Linked DNA regions of Homo sapiens: region 2 is linked to region 1. Evidence: chromatin loops called from intact Hi-C (ENCODE). Cell type or tissue: PC-3. All regions are shown on one strand. Each heading gives the region's core, and the rest is flanking DNA. Links, peaks and the distances in the headings are about the cores only.

Region 1 (7,827 bases), core at 1-5,000:
GACTTAAAGAGAATTCTAAGCCTATGAAGCTTTGTATGCCAATATCTAAAACAAGCACCTGCAATGGTTTACACCCCTGGCTGTACATGAGAATCACTTGGAAGCTGTACAAATATCAATAGTTAGGTCTTGCCCCAAGGAGGGAAACAGGCCCTGGCTTAGTTATTTTTAGAAGCCCCAGATGATCGTAATGTGCATCCAGGGTTGAACCAGCAATCCAAAGAAACCAGGACTGTGATCTTCATACAGGTTCCAGTTACTTTTTCCTTTGAACTGCAAATATGAATTCTTATTTTGAATTGAACTAGCAGGACTAAATTGGTTCACTATAAACAACTTGAGATTATTCAAAAATCATTTGGAACTTGGACCAAAGGAGAGATGGAATTGATTTAGCAACAATTGAGACCTTATTGAAAGTCAACCTAAAAAGAACATCAGGCTTAGGAGACCTGGTTTATAATTGGTGCATTTGCTTACTAGCTGTGGGATTTGAGCACATCATGTAATCACATTGAAGTTTCTTCATCTATAAAATGGAGGTACTAGTCTAGAAATCTTTTTTTTTTTTTTTTTGAGACAGAGTCTCCGCTGGAGTGCGATGACGTGATCTTGGCTCACTGCAACCTCCGCCTCCTGGGTTCAAGCGATTCTACTGCCTCAGCCTTCTGAGAAGCTGGGATTACAGGCATGCGCCACCACGCCTGGCTAATTTTTGGTATTTTTAGTAGAGACGGGGTTTCACCATGTTGGCCAGGCTGGTCTCGAACTCCTGACCTTGTGATCCGCCCACTTCAGCCTCCCAAAGTGCTGGGATTACAGGTGTGAGCCACTGCGCTCAGCCTAGAAATCTTTAAGGTGCAATAAGGTTTTTTTGTTTGTTTGTTTGTTTTAACTTCTTGAAAAAAAATAGAGACAGTGTCTCACTATGTTGCCCAGGCTGGTCTCAAACTCCTGGCTTCAAGAGATCCTCCTGCCTCAGCCTTCCAAAGCGCTGGGATTACAGGCGTGAGCCACCATGCCTGGCCATGCTTTAGATTTTTGATTCAAGACCAGAAAAGAGCTTGCAAATAAAAAATTTGAAAGTTGTATCTTGCTCCCATTTCAAAAGGATGGGAGCTTCAACAGAGACAAAAATATTATGAAATCTTCAAATTGTCATTCAAATTTTATTTATAATACATATTCCTGATTTTAAATGCGTTGCGCTTAAAGGAGAATAAGGTTTACATTTTATTTATTTATTTATTTAGAGATGGAGTCTCGATCTGTCACCCAGGCTGGAGTGCAGTGGCACAATCTTGGCTCATTGCAACCTCCGCCCCTTGGGTTCAAGCGATTCTCCTGCCTCAGCCTCTCCAGTAGCTGGGATTGCAGGCATGCACCACCACGCCTGGCTAATTTTTTTAGTATTTTTAGTAGATACAGGTTTTCACCATGTTGGTCAGGCTGCTCTCAAACTCCTGACCTCAAGTGATCCACCTGCCTCCGCCTCCCAAAGTGCTGTGATTACAGGCTTGAGCCACTGTGCTCGGTCACGTTTTTATTTATATGGCCAGTGTTCCTTCGGTCTTTTGTCCTGTGAACAGAGCGGTTCACAAGAGTGGGTGATATAACACATCTCCATTTTACCATTTTACAGATGAAATTTTTTTTTTAATTTGACATTTAAAACCGTAAAGAAGTTTGTCCCATTTTTTCCACTCTTTTCAAAGCAACTTATTTAGTATTGACCATGCAGTGTTTATTCGTAAAAATAAAAGTTAAGAGACGTACATACCGGGAATCCTGTTGAGTGTCACCCAGAAATGTTCGTCGGGGCTGTAGGTGTCCTTGGACCAGGAGAGTAAGTCAAGTGCGAGCTGGTCTTGGAGGACGAAGTTAGCAAAGTCCCTTGTGAGAGCCACGTAGGCCGTGCCAAAGTAAATCACCATGTCATGAGGAGGAGGAGTTTTTAATTTTGTTGTTTTAATCACGTAGGAATTTTTGTGGTTTAACAGTTCTTGGTGGACGTATTTAGTCCGTCCAACAGCGTGGTCAGGAGGCAGCACTCCGGGGGTGATATTTTTCCCTTTAAATCCCTTCAGATACTGAACTATTTCCCTGTTGGTTTTCAGGGGAAAGTCTTGCCCGCAGGTGTTGATGACATACTTCCAGGGAACTTCAGAGGCCACAAGGTCTTCCAGGCAGTTCAGGTCAGCCTGGAGCCTGGAGATCCCCCCATAGACAACCGACTCCTTCTTGGAAGCCAGAAAAGCATTTGGGAAGCAGCTGAGTAACTGTTTCACTGCACCTTTAAAGGCATCCGTCGCCTTCTGATCCAGGTGCACACAGTAGACATTTTGGGGCATATAAATCGCCCTGAAGAGCCTCTCAAAAGTGCCGAAGTCTTTGTGGATGGTCACTGTGTAAGCTAAAGGGAACCCAGCCTCTTCTTCAGAGAGTGTTTCTGTTACATAGTGGCTTCGAACCATGTACTCATAGCAGGTAGCTTCATCAAGGGTAGTTTTCAATGCATTTTCTGTTGGGTAAAAAACTTTCCCCTCAAAAATCTGATGACAGGCTTCTGCTAACAGTGAAGCATTGGACAGAGCTGCCCTCAGAAAACGTTTATTCTCCCATAACTCAGTATTGTAAACAAATACAAAAATCAGGGCAGAGATAAGAGACGCGCTAAAAAGACAGTGCTTCCAAGAGCCCATCATTCACAACCAGGAAATGAGTAAAATATCTCTCTCTTGAGATAGGATCAGAGTGTAGATATATTTAACTTACATTTTCTCCAGGTTCCGAAATCATCCTCGTGATGGCTGAAGCTCTCGTCTGGCTGTTCCCTGTCCCTTCAGTTCACGGTTCTGGTCCTTTTTCTTTCTTCTTCCCCTCTTCACTTACCACTAGGTTGCATTTTCACTTTTCTGTGACACATTTCTGAAGTGGCTCCTTTGCATTTGGCTTGCCTGTTCTCCTGCTAACCTGCAACCTGTGTCTACACAAAAACAGATGTCCTCAGAGAGGTTCTGATTCCAGGGGGTCCACCTGTTCCCACCATGAAATTACAAGTGGGTGAGGTGACCATTCTGCAAGTCATCGGCTCTAAGACCTTAACCTCAGCCTCTTGTCCCGGCCAGAGTCTAGTAACTATGTCCCCTCCCCTGCTTCCTGTTAATCATTGTGTTCAACAGCCTGAGTTTATTTGCTTAAACTGCACTGCCAAGCTACGAGCTTCAGTTTAAAGCATGTGAATACTGCCTGGAGAGATATTCTATCAATAAATATGTAGTGCTTTAAAAAAATTGCTTAACCCTGTCTTTTTCCACAGCCACACCTCGCTCTCCCCATTGGCTGGGTATGCTATACGACATGGCATATGACTGGCTACTGGGCTAAATTCTTTCCAGGGCTTAATTTTGTCTGCTGCTGGGTAAAGTCCTTTAAAATGCCCATTAATTAGCAAGCTTACCTCACCACCTAACTTACTGCACAAAGTGACTGTGGCACTCGGATGAATAAAGGCTAACTTCTTTTTTTAAAACAACAAAACGACCAATAGCCCATCATCACCCAAAATTGCATACAGGCTAACATAGTGAATTTCAAGTTTATTTTGCCCTGGTCCGCATAGGATGCAGACAGAGAACCCTGATGCTTAGAGGAAGGAGAGAAGAGCATCTCAGTCTTGAATTTTAGGAGAGAGGCTCTTATGTCCAGATTTACAAATGCTTTAAAGGAGGCTTTTTTTTTAATCTGTAAAAAATGAGAATAATTTTACCACCAGAGGTCAATTGTGAGAATAAAATGAGATAACATATACAGAGTCCATCGCCGTGTCCAGGAACAGATTGGGGTGGTAAAGCAGCAGCAAAATGGTACTAAACAAGAAGTCCGTTCACACACACGCATGCATACACACGTATCTCTTACCCCACACTCATACTTCTAATAAATGACACAATTACCTCTCCTTTGAAATCTTCTTACTCTTCCCTTACTCCCTCCTCTGTGAGTCCATGCCAATCAGATTATACATCTAAAACGTCAGCGACGAGTTTTGTATGATGTGGTGGTTAGCTGCACCCGGTGTGAAAGCATGTTCCATTGGCGCCGAGCTCATGTATTCCTCATGTTTCTGGCTCCTAGCATTGTCTGTATGTAGTAGACAAGCAACTTTTTATTTTATTTTATTTATTTATTGAAACGGAGTTTCGCTCTCGTTGCCCAGGCTGGAGTGCAATGGCACGATCTCGGCTCACTGAAATCTCTGCCTCCCAGGTTCAAGCGATTCTCCTGCCTCAGCCTCCCAAGTAGCTGGAATTACAGACACCTGCCACCATGCCTGGCTAATTTTTGTATTTTTAGTAGAGACGGGGTTTCACCATTTTTGAGCAGGCTGGTTTCAAACGCCTGACCTCAGGTGATCCACCCGCCTCGGCCTCCCAAAGTGCTGGGATTACAGGCGCGAGCCACCGCACAATCAACTATTTATTGATTGAATGCTCAAGTTTTCATTTCCCTGCTTCCCTGATCACATTAGTGAGAAATTCCAGGTAATACTGATTTGTAGGAGATATATATTTGTATCTGTGAATGTGGTACAGTCAATAAACCTAATTTTTCCAATGTATCTTCTAACTTTTATTAAATGTAATTAATTAATTAATTTACTCTTTTGTAGAGATGGGGGTCTTACTGTGTTGCCCAGGCTGGTCTTGAACTCCTCAAGCTATCCTCCTACCTCAGGGTCCCAAAGCTTTAGGATGACAGCTGTGAGCCACTGCACCTGGCTCATTTTCTTAATCACAAAGACGACATAATATCGTAGATAGTTTCTAAACACAATGTTTCCACGTCCTGTACTTTCATTTACCTCTTGCCTATAGGAAATACACATTCTTATTTTATCAAGAACACAGGGGAGGCTGGGTGCAGTGGCTCACGCCTGTAATCTCAGCACTTTTGGGAGGCCAAGGCGGGAGGAGCTCGAGGCCAGGAGTTTGAGACCTGCCTAGGCAACACAGCCAGGCCCCATCTCTAATAAAAAAAAAAGAACGCAGGAAGATGCAAGCTTAAATCCTGCATTCTGCACTTACTATTATACAATAACATTTTCCATAGTGCTTCTTGGTGTGCCTTGGGTATTATCTTCACAATCACTACTTTAGAACCTGGAGTTATTCCTGTTGATTTTTCCGCTAACCCAGCTAAAAGCGAACACATTGAGACGGCAGCCAACCCCATTTCACGGTGTCAGGAACACAGGAAATGATGACAAGAAAGGACACAGGGAAAATTCTCTAGAACACAGTGAGTCAGTTCTCAGTTGCTTCTGGAATCAGATTCTACAGCGTGACTCAGGTACACCCAGTTGTGCCTATAGGGCCCCCAAAATAGAATTTAATCAACCCAAATATCTATTTTCTTAACTATCTTTCATGCGTCTATCCAGAATTCTTTTGAACAAATCACTTCTTCAATACAGAACGCATACAAAATCAATCTTTTCTGAAATGACTAAAATTTCTCTAATTTTTAGTTGACTTTTAACGTCTCTTTAGACCCTGTCCATATCAAATGAAATACTATAGGAATGATTAAATGAAAATGTCAATGCTGAATTATGCTTATCTAAACTAGTCAAGTAATTTTTACCATATTTTCTCCTAATTTATCCAGACAATTACATCAGGTGTTTGTTTGACTCTTACCTCATTCTTGGCCTAGTTCTATCCCTCCAGACATTGCAGACATAGAAGCATCTTGAATTATTTGCCTGCTCTTCGAATTTACAACTCACTGGATTTAGTTGCAGGGTAACGAACACTTGTATTTTGTGCTCTGCTGCAAGTACAAGCAAAGTTCATACGTCTTTACTTGTACCTTACCTGTAATGCTAAGACGGTCCCTTGATTTTGAGCTCTGGAATATTTATGATTCTGTAAAATAGTATCTTTGACAATGCTAGACATTTAAAAAAAGAATTAATATGAACCTATTTCCTTTTTCATCAACCCAGTGCCAGCTGGTGCATTTTATTTTGGTAGGCACATGGGACACGCTGGTCTTCCAGACCCTCCAGCTTTCCCAATGCCCTTGTACAATCTATCAGTAATCACTCTCCTCAATTCTGGGCTCTAGGCTCTTGCGTTTGTGTGATATAATGGGAGGAGATGGTAATCAGGGAGTGACCAAAAGGACGCGAGATTGTTCATCCCAGGTTGAATTTCAGATCAAAATTAATACCCCCCAATTCTAAGTCGGAGGCACTGATCAGGTGGGATAAATAAAGAGTTCTGAACAAATTGGGAACCAGCAAAGACTTATAGTTTGGTTGCTCAATAACTGGCAGGGTGTATATTATGTTCAATCACTAATTGCTTATTTCTCCATAACACATACTCTTATAAATTCTCACTCTCCAGGATGTAAACTAATTTTCATTGCACTAAGACACTGCACTTAGAGTTTAATCTCAATAACTGACTGTAGAAAGAGAAGCAGAAAAAAAGGGGTTCCTTTCTACAGACAAGAATCCCATCATCCTCACCTTAATTATTCATGGACCATATGATGCCCAAAGCACTTTTCACATATTCATTTTACCATGACATCACCTGTGTGCCCAAATTAGAAACCGGGGGGGTGGGCCGATGGAAACTTTCTCAGTGTCTGTGAAAGCCTGATGCAGTCTCAGAGGAAGAACAGCTTGGATTAAACTGGTTTTTAATCTGAAGGGCAACACATTTTGTCCTTTTTCTTTTCTTTCTTTCCTTTTCTTTTTTTTGGGGGGTGGGGGACAGAGTTTTGCTTTTGTGACTCAGGCTGGAGTGCAACGGCACAATCTCAGCTCATTGCAACCTCGGCCTCCCAGGTTCAAGTGATTCTCCTGCCTCAGCCTCCCAAGTAGCTGGGCTTACAGGTATGCACCACCATGCCTGGCTAATTTTTGTATCATTTTGTCCTTTTTCAAAAAGACAACCTTTTCCTGTCCTCCTCTCTGCCTGCTCTTTCTTATTTATGTGTTTTCTCTTGACAAGTTCGGTACCCTGCTTTATCCTCATCACTATTTCTTTTTAAGCATAGGTTATAACCACAGGCTTCCAGCAACAGGGCTTAAATAGTATGGTTAAAAAGAGCCCTGGATTGAGTTAGAGACCAGCCTGACCAACATGGAGAAACCCTGTCTCTACTGAAAATACAAAATTAGCCGGGCGTGGTGGCGCATGCCTGTTAATTCCAGCTACTCAGGAGGCTGAGGCAGGAGAATCGCTTGAACCCCGGGAGGCGAAGGTTGCGGTGAGCCGAGATCGTGCCATCGCACTCCAGCCCAGGCAACAAGAGCGAAACTCCGTCTAAAAAAAAAAAAAAAAAGCCCTGGATTATGTGTCAGAAAGTTTCCGTGGACCAAGGCCACTCTTAACAGGCTTGGAGCCGTTGAATAAGTCATTTGATTTATAATCACAGCTTCCTCTTGGAGTGAATTTGAGAAAACAACACCCGTTTGTTGAAAAACAAACCAAGATCCAGCATGGATCTCGCAGGCTGTAAGGGGCTCTGCTGTTACTTAGAGCCTCCAACTCCCAACTGTGGCTTCCTTCCTAGCCAGATCACCACACCTCTTAGTCTTGGTTTTTTTTTTTTTTTTTTTTTGAGACAGAGTCTCGCTCTGTCACCCAGGCTGGAGTGCAGTGGCGCGATCTCGGCTCACTGCAAGCTCCGCCTCCCGGGTTCAGGCCATTCTCCTGCCTCAGCCTCCCGAGTAGCTGGGACTACAGGCGCCCACCACCAAGCCCGGCTAATTTTTTTGTATTTTTAATAGAGACGGGGTTTCAC
Region 2 (7,827 bases), core at 1,230-6,229, 270 kb before region 1:
CAGCGTGTCCTGGAAGCTGGGGGTGCAAGGTGAGCACCAACCATGGACGGGACAGCCTCCCATGGCAGCACGCCCCCTCCCCACCCCCCCCCCGACACACACATGCACACACTCATCCTGGGGCCACACAGGCACCCCAGTTCACCTGACATGCACATATCTAGGATATGGGAGGAAGCTGGAGTCCTGGAGAAAACTTGTAGACTTGGGGAGAATGTGCAAACCCCACACATTGGCCCAGCCAGAAATGCCTTTCTTTTTTTTTCTTTCTCATCAACATTACAATGAAACAACATTGAGCAAAAACAACAGTGAACAAAACTAGTTTATTTGAGGGCTTGCAGTATTCTCAATGAAAGCAAAAAGACAGTATGCCAAACATTTGGACTGAAATATTTACACATTTTGGTTGGAAAAAAAGAGAATTGAGAGTGTCTTCCATTTAGCAGACTTTGTGTTGGACTCACCAGCTCACTTTGCTCTTGTAAATTGAGTATTTTTCTCAATTAAAAATATTGTTAGGCTGGGTGCAGTGGCTCATGCCTGTAATCTCAGCACTTCGGGAGGCTAAGGCAGGCTGATCACCTGAGGTCAGGAGTTCGAGACCAGCCTGGCCAACATGGGGAAACCCCGTCTCTACTAAAAATACAAAAATTAGCTGGGCATGGTGGTGTGCCCCTGTAATCCCCGCTGCTCGGGAGGCTGAGGCAGGATAATCACTTGAACCCAAGAGGCGGAGGTTGCAGTGAGCCGGGACCGCGCCATTGCACTCCAGCCTGGGCAACAAGAGCAAAACTCCACTCAATAAATATAGTTGACTACAGAAGAGGAGTCAGTTGAGGATATCAGTACTTTCAAACTGATAAAAAAAAACTCCACTACTCAGGATATAATCCTGTTCATCTTTTGTTTTCTGTGCTTCCTTGTGAATAGATGCTGAATATAATGCTTTGTAACATAGTTTTTCTACTTTTTTTCTTAATATATCAGATGGCACTTATTTCCATATCTATTCAGTTGAGTTCCTGTCTTAGGCTTGATGGACATTTCATAGACATTTGTCTCCAGCCCCACTCATTGTCTGTGATCAGGGAACATGTGTTGTGTCCTATTATCCCCAGAACATTGTACAAATGCCTGACACACAGATGGAACAGGGTCTGAATACCTGTTCCTTGATGGAAATGCATGACCACACAGCGTAGAATGCTACTGCCCATCCACCTTTGAAATTGCAATCAAAATTACCTCTTTTGTTCTCTATTTTCATAGGTATCGTGCCCCTGAAGTTTTACTGAGATCTTCAGTTTATAGTTCTCCCATTGATGTGTGGGCTGTTGGAAGTATCATGGCTGAACTCTATATGTTAAGGCCACTTTTCCCAGGGACAAGTGAGGTCGATGAAATCTTTAAAATTTGCCAAGTTTTAGGGACTCCCAAAAAAGTAAGTACTCTTGTCCCTAAGTTGCTATAACTTTTGATTATTTCTATCTTGCTACTTTGCTTTTAATTTTATAATTTTGATTATTTACAACTTTTGCCTAGATATCTGATATTTTCATTTTGAAATAGGCTCATACTTTAATGATTAATTTTCTTATAATTCTTTTTTTTTTTTTGAGATGGAGTCTTGCTCTGTTGCCCAGGTTGGAGTGCAGTGGCTCAATCTCAGCTCACTGCAACCTCCACCTCCCAGGTTTAAGCAATTCTCATGCCTCAGCCTCCCAAGTAGCTGGGATTACAGGTGTGCACCACCACGCCTGGTCAATTTTTCTATTGTTAGTAGAGAGGAGATTTCACCATGTTGGCCAGGCTGGTCTTGAACTCTTGAGCTCAAGCGATCTGCGATCTGCCCACCTCAGCCTCCCAAAGTGCTGGGATTACTTGGTGTGAGCCACCACGCCCGGCTGTAATCCTTATTTTTTTAATCGGAGTGGGTTAAGGATTGCAAGAAGCCAGAATCCCACCAGCTGAAGAAAAACAGGTGCTTGCCTTTCCTTAAGAACTTCAGGAAAAATTCTGTGTGTTTAGAGTGTAACTTGGGGGTGATGCCCAGCTGACACTGTACAGACAGCCTTGCTTGAGCTCTTTCCTGCTCATTCTGTGGCTGGCCATTGGCATCACCTGTTAACCCCTGGTGTCTTGAACCTTGTTTTTTCTTAACCGTTTCTTGTTTCCTTTTTTATATCTCCCCTGTGGATATTTGACTTCTTGAACTGAGTGCTTTTCAATTAACTATATTTCATCTACACCTTTCTTTCTGAAATGTGCTTTATAAGTGTGTATATAATGACATCCTAATTAAATTAGTAAGTGCCTTGTAGTTAACATTACACAAGTAAATGTAGATATTAAAGCTTTAATGTAATTGTCATTTCCCAGATATGTGCATTTTTAACATTGTATGCAATGGGTAATATACACGACAAGGATCTTTGTTCACAGTCAGCCTCTTTGTAAAGCACTTTTCCTTATTTGTTCAGAGTTAACCCAGGTATCATCACAGCAACATCACCATCAGGATCTAAAACCAGACAAGAGCTTAATATTGCAAAATTTATAAAGGCGGGCATGGTGGCTCATGCCTGTAGTCCCAGCACTTTGGGAAGCCCAGGCAGGAGGATCACTTGAGCCCAGGAGTTCAAGACCAGCCTGGGCAACATAGTGAAACCCCGTCTCCACAAAAAAAAATTAGCCAGGTGTGATGGTGCGCACCTGTAGTCCCAGCTACTCAGGAGTCTGAGGTAGGAGGATCTTTTGAGCCCGGGAGGGTGAGGCTGTAGTGAGCCATGATTGCTCCACTGCACTCCAACCTGGATAACAGAGCCAGATCCTGTCTCAAAAAAAACACAAAAAAACAAACAAAAAAAAGCTATAAAAGTGCTTTTCGCATTGTTTCCTAACTCTCAGCTTAATGTTCTTTCTATACTGTCGTAGCACTAAATTATAGACGTGGTCTGGTATTTCATTTTCATGTTTATATGGATCAACATGAAAATGTTCAAACATAAATGATGTTTATATTACTGCTGTGTTTTTTAAATGGATTACTAAAAACAATTTGTTTTGCCCTCCCCACCTGCACTTATATATTCCTGAAACAGAGTGACTGGCCAGAAGGATACCAGCTGGCATCCTCTATGAACTTCCGTTTTCCCCAGTGTGTTCCTATAAACTTAAAAACTCTTATTCCCAATGCCAGTAATGAAGCTATTCAGCTCATGACCGAAATGTTGAATTGGGATCCAAAGAAACGACCGACAGCAAGCCAGGTAAGAGGAGTCTTCCTGTTAGACCTTTAAAAATGTTTAGGTTTTGTAATATCAGGGATGTTTTCATTTACAAAGGCAGGTCTATTCTCAACCAGGATTTTACTAAGAGAATTAAACACAAAGTCCTAGGCATCCAGCGTATGTAATAAATTAATTTCTAGGCATATAATATCATTGGGAGAAATGCAGAAATAGCCACACCAATGATTTTCTGAGTTTTGTGGTTCAAATGAAGAACCCTGAGGTTGCAACAAGGAATCAATCTGCAATGATAAAAATTCAGACCTGCGACAGACTAGTTATGAAGGAATCTGTCATGGAAGCAAAAAGGCATCTCATGAATCATTCCACATAGTAGACTTTCCTATGCTGCCTTTACAGTTTAGGGGTGGGATTCTGGTTCACTTTATACAACAGTATCATCCCTTGCTGGGACTGGAGTGTGCAGCCTCTGGCTGCCACAAGAGGGCAGCATTGTGGCACCCAGGCTTTGTTCCTTTGTGACTACACCTGACATATCTACAGATGTATTCCAAGTCTAGGGCCTTTAAACCCAGTGTTTTTGTCTGCAAGGCTTCAATAAAAAGGCAATAATAAACTTTATTGTATTCTCATCATTTAAATATAAATTCCATGTGAAAATTACAAAAATTTATTTTGCTTTTTTTAAAATTAATCTTGAGAAAATGTTTTCTAAATGTCATCTGGAAGAACAAATGGGAAAGGATAGTCAAGATATGTTAAAACAAGAATAAGGAATTAGAGAGCGGTGATAGGGATGGACAGCTTGCCCCATCAGATATTAAAGTAATCTTTAAATTGATGATGGTAACAGTGGAAGTACTGGCATAAGAATTGACAAATAGCTGAATGTTGCAGAACATATGAGTCAGCACAAGGTAAACAAACGTGGCATCACAAAGAGGGGAGGACGGCTCAGTGGGTGATACTGGGAAAATTCATTAGCTCTTAGGGAAAAAAATAAATTGAGGTCCTTACTGCTCACCATACTTTACAACTCACAGAAGGGTTACATTTTGTTGTTGTTGTTGAGATGGAGTTTCACTCTTGTTGCCCAGGCTGGAGTGCAATGGCATGATCTCGGCTCACCGCAACCTCTGCCTCCTGGGTTCAAGTGATTCTCCCACCCTCAGCCTCCCGAGTAGCTGAGATTACAGGCATGAGCCACCACGCCTGGCTAATTTTGTATTTTTAGTAGAGACAGGGTTTCTCCATGTTGGTGAGGCTGGTCTCGACCTCCCAACCTCAGGTGATCTGCCCTCCTTGGCCTCCCAAAGTGCTGGGATTACAGGTGTGAGCCACCGCGCCCGACCAGGATTACATTTTCAAAGTGTAAAAAAAAAAGCACCCTAAACTGTTAGAAACAAAAGGAAAGCATACATGTGTATTTGATCTCAAGGTGAAAAAACACGGGTATAAAAATAATAGAAGAAACCACAAAAGGAAGATTCAAACAATTTGATTACATAAAAAGTAAAATTTTTCTCTATGTAAAAATCTTAAAATGGAAAGATAAGACAGAGAAAATTATTTTTAATTCTTAATATAATACTCCTACAGAAACACAAGAAAAATACTGAAATGTGTATGTGTATTTTCTTTTTTTTTTGAGATGGAGTTTCTGTTGCCCAGGCTGGAGTGTAGTGGCATGATCTCCACTCACTGCAACCTCCGCCTCCTGGGTTCAGGCGATTCTCCTGCCTCAGCCTCCCGAGTTGCTGGGATTGCAGGTGCCCGCCACCACGCTTGGCTTATTTTTGTATTTTTGTAGAGACCAGAGGGGTTTTTTTGTTTAGTTTTTTTTTGTTTTTGTTTTTGTTTTTGAAACGGAGTCTCGCTCCATCGCCCAGGCTGGAGTGCAGTAGCGTGATCTCGGTTCACTACACCCTCCGCCTCCCAGATACAAGCAATTCTTCTGTCTCAGCCTCCCTAGTAGCTGGGACTACAGGTGCCTGCCACCACACCTGGCTAATTTTTGTATTTTTAGTAGAGATGGGGTTTCACCTTGTTGGTCAGGCTGATCTTGAACTCCTGACCTTAGGTGATCCACCCACCTCGGCCTCCCTAAGTTCTGGGATTACAGGAATGTGCCACTGTGCCTGGCCAGAGACGGAGTTTTACCATGTTGGCCAGGCTGCTGTTGATCTCCTGACCTCAGGTGATCTGCCTGCCTTGGCCTCCCAAAGTGCTGGGATTACAGGCATGAACCACTGTGCCCAGCCGTTTAAGTGTATTTTCTAATTTTTCTTTTTTAAAATTTTTTGAAAGTTTTGTTTCTTTAAAGATGGGGTCTTACTATGTTGTCCTGACTGGTCTCAAACCCCTGGTCTCGTGCAGTTCTCCTGCCTTGGCCTCCCAAAGTGCTGAAATAATATAGGCGTGAGCCACCACACCTGGCCCATATTTTCTAATTTTTCTAAACATTCATTACCTTCATAATAAAGACATAATAAGTTTTTCAAATGTATTTTAAAAAGAAAAGTAGTAATGGGACATGAAAAAGAAACACAGGAAAAGAAATACAGATTACAAAAAATATTTTTTAAATGTTCAGTCTTTGTTTACTATTATAAAATGCAAGTAGAAATGAGATACCGTTTTTCATTTATCTCTCTTAGTAAGAGAAAGTAATTTTGTAGTATATAAAAAGAGCCTTGAAGACAATCAGAAATTATGCTCAAAGATGTTCAATTCCAATAGAAAACTGTACATTGAAAGTTAATCAAAATGTTTCCAACCATGTGCGGTGGCTCTGCAGTGCCGCACACCTGTAATCCCAGCACTTTCCGAGGCAGGCGGATCACTTGAGGTCAGGAGTTTGAGATCAGCCTGGCCAACGTGGCAGAACCCCATCTCTACTAAAAATACAAAAAATTAGCTAGGCATGGTGACACACACCTGTAATCTCAGCTACTCGGGAGGCTGAGGCAGAAGGATAGCTTGAACCCAGGAGGCGGAGGTTGCAATGAGCCAAGATCGTGCCACTGCACTCCAGCCTGGGTGACAGAGTGAGACTCTGTCTCAAAAATAAATAAATAAATAAATAAATAAATAAATAAATAAATAAATAATGTTTCTAAACTTAGGTTATGTGCATCTTTAATTTGGAATATACTGCCAGCATTAACAGTGAATTTGTAAAATAAAATTTTTAAATAATTTGGGAGAAATCTCATGCTAAAATACTATTATACAAATAATATGATTTTGTTTTTGAAAAATATATTTTATATGATGAGAAAAAAATACCGAAAAGTATAAAAAATGTTAGTCTTGGTTGTCTCTGGGTGTTAAATTTTTATTTTTGTCTTGAGAACTCTATACGTTTCTCATTCTCTACAATGATCACTGCTTCCCTTAAGTAAATAGGAAAAAATAAATGCTATTAATTTTTAAAGTTTTCCCTCTTCTTGAAGGATAGTAACTGGTATCTTAAAGTATCTTAAAAGGGAAGAGTTGGCCGGGCACAGTGGCTCATACCTGTAATCCTAGCACTTTGAGAGGCCAAGGTGGGCGGATCACGAGGTCAGGAGCTTGAGACCGGCCTGACCAACATGGTGAAACCCTGTCTCTATTAAAAATACAAAAATTAGCTGGGCATGGTGGCGTGTGCCTGTAATCCCAGCTACTCGGGAGGCTGAGGCAGGAGAATTGCTTGAACCCAGGAGGCGGATGCAGTGAGCCAAGATCGTGCCACTGCACTCCAGTCTGGGTGACAGAGCGAGACTCCATCTCAAAAAAAAAAAAAAAAAAAAAGGGAAGAGTTGTTATAAATAAAGCCTTGAAATTACAAAACACATCCTCAAAGTTTCCAGCTCCAAAATATGCATCATTAATTTAGGAATATTGACATACTAATTACTTAATGTGACTTAATTCAGAATTTGAGTACCTTCAGTGTGCTAGGCATTGAAGTATTCAAATTATGTATATTTGTGTATTCCACTGAGAATGCAAGTAACCCTTAACAAACTCTTTCTTGTGCTCTGTTTCACAGCCCTGCTTTTTAGTGGAAGTGGAAAGACCTAATTAGGGAGAGAGGTTGGTTAAGTTGTAGAATATGAAGACCATTTAAAGTACCAAGCTGCCTTCTGTTCCTCTAAAAACTGCCCTTACACATGGGAGGAGTTAACTGTTGGTCAGGGCTATGTTCCCACCTATGTGGGGACTGGCTAAAGGCAGGAGGTTCAGGGGAACAGAGCTTGACCATCTTAAGGAACCCATCCCCCCAAAAATGACCAGCTACTTTGCCCAGGTATTTGATGCCAATAAGGGAATTTTTCCATAGCTGAGCTACACAGGCTTTAGACATTCTGTAGAATATTTTTTCGGTTTTAGCCTTACTGACGTTGTGAACCAGATAACTCTTTGCTGTGGGGTGCTATTGTGTGCATTATGGGATAGTTAGCAATGTCCCTGGCCCTCTAGACACTAGACACTAGTAGCGTCCCCCAACCCCTGTCATTATAATAAGAAATGTCTCCAGACATTGCCAGATATCTCCCAAGGGGCAAACTTGCCTCCATTTGGGAAG

Evidence for each region. Peaks named below come from ENCODE experiments on the same cell type or tissue, not always from the same donor. Only the 100,000 strongest peaks of a DNase experiment are listed, where the experiment ranks them.
Region 2: it touches region 1 in a loop (9-fold over the local background); 35 of 110 quality-filtered maps call a loop at or near these places.

The regions. Positions count from the first base shown.
Region 1 is chr6:10,523,790-10,531,616 of GRCh38, reverse strand. GCNT2 (glucosaminyl (N-acetyl) transferase 2 (I blood group)) reads right to left here. Exons shown (of 5, transcript NM_145649.5): 2 at 3,957-4,143; 3 at 1,781-2,986. The coding sequence starts at 2,705. Among named protein-coding and RNA genes, the nearest start is that of GCNT2, 6.4 kb to the right of the region's middle. In PC-3, for the core only: a CTCF peak has its summit at 2,903; a DNase peak (open chromatin) is centred at 3,226; H3K4me3 peaks cover 4,120 bases; H3K27ac peaks cover 2,254 bases.
Region 2 is chr6:10,797,337-10,805,163 of GRCh38, reverse strand. MAK (male germ cell associated kinase) reads left to right here. Exons shown (of 15, transcript NM_001242957.3): 7 at 1,273-1,444; 8 at 3,105-3,272. Among named protein-coding and RNA genes, the nearest start is that of MAK, 37 kb to the left of the region's middle. In PC-3, for the core only: a CTCF peak has its summit at 3,742 (motif pointing right); DNase peaks (open chromatin) are centred at 3,743 and 4,173.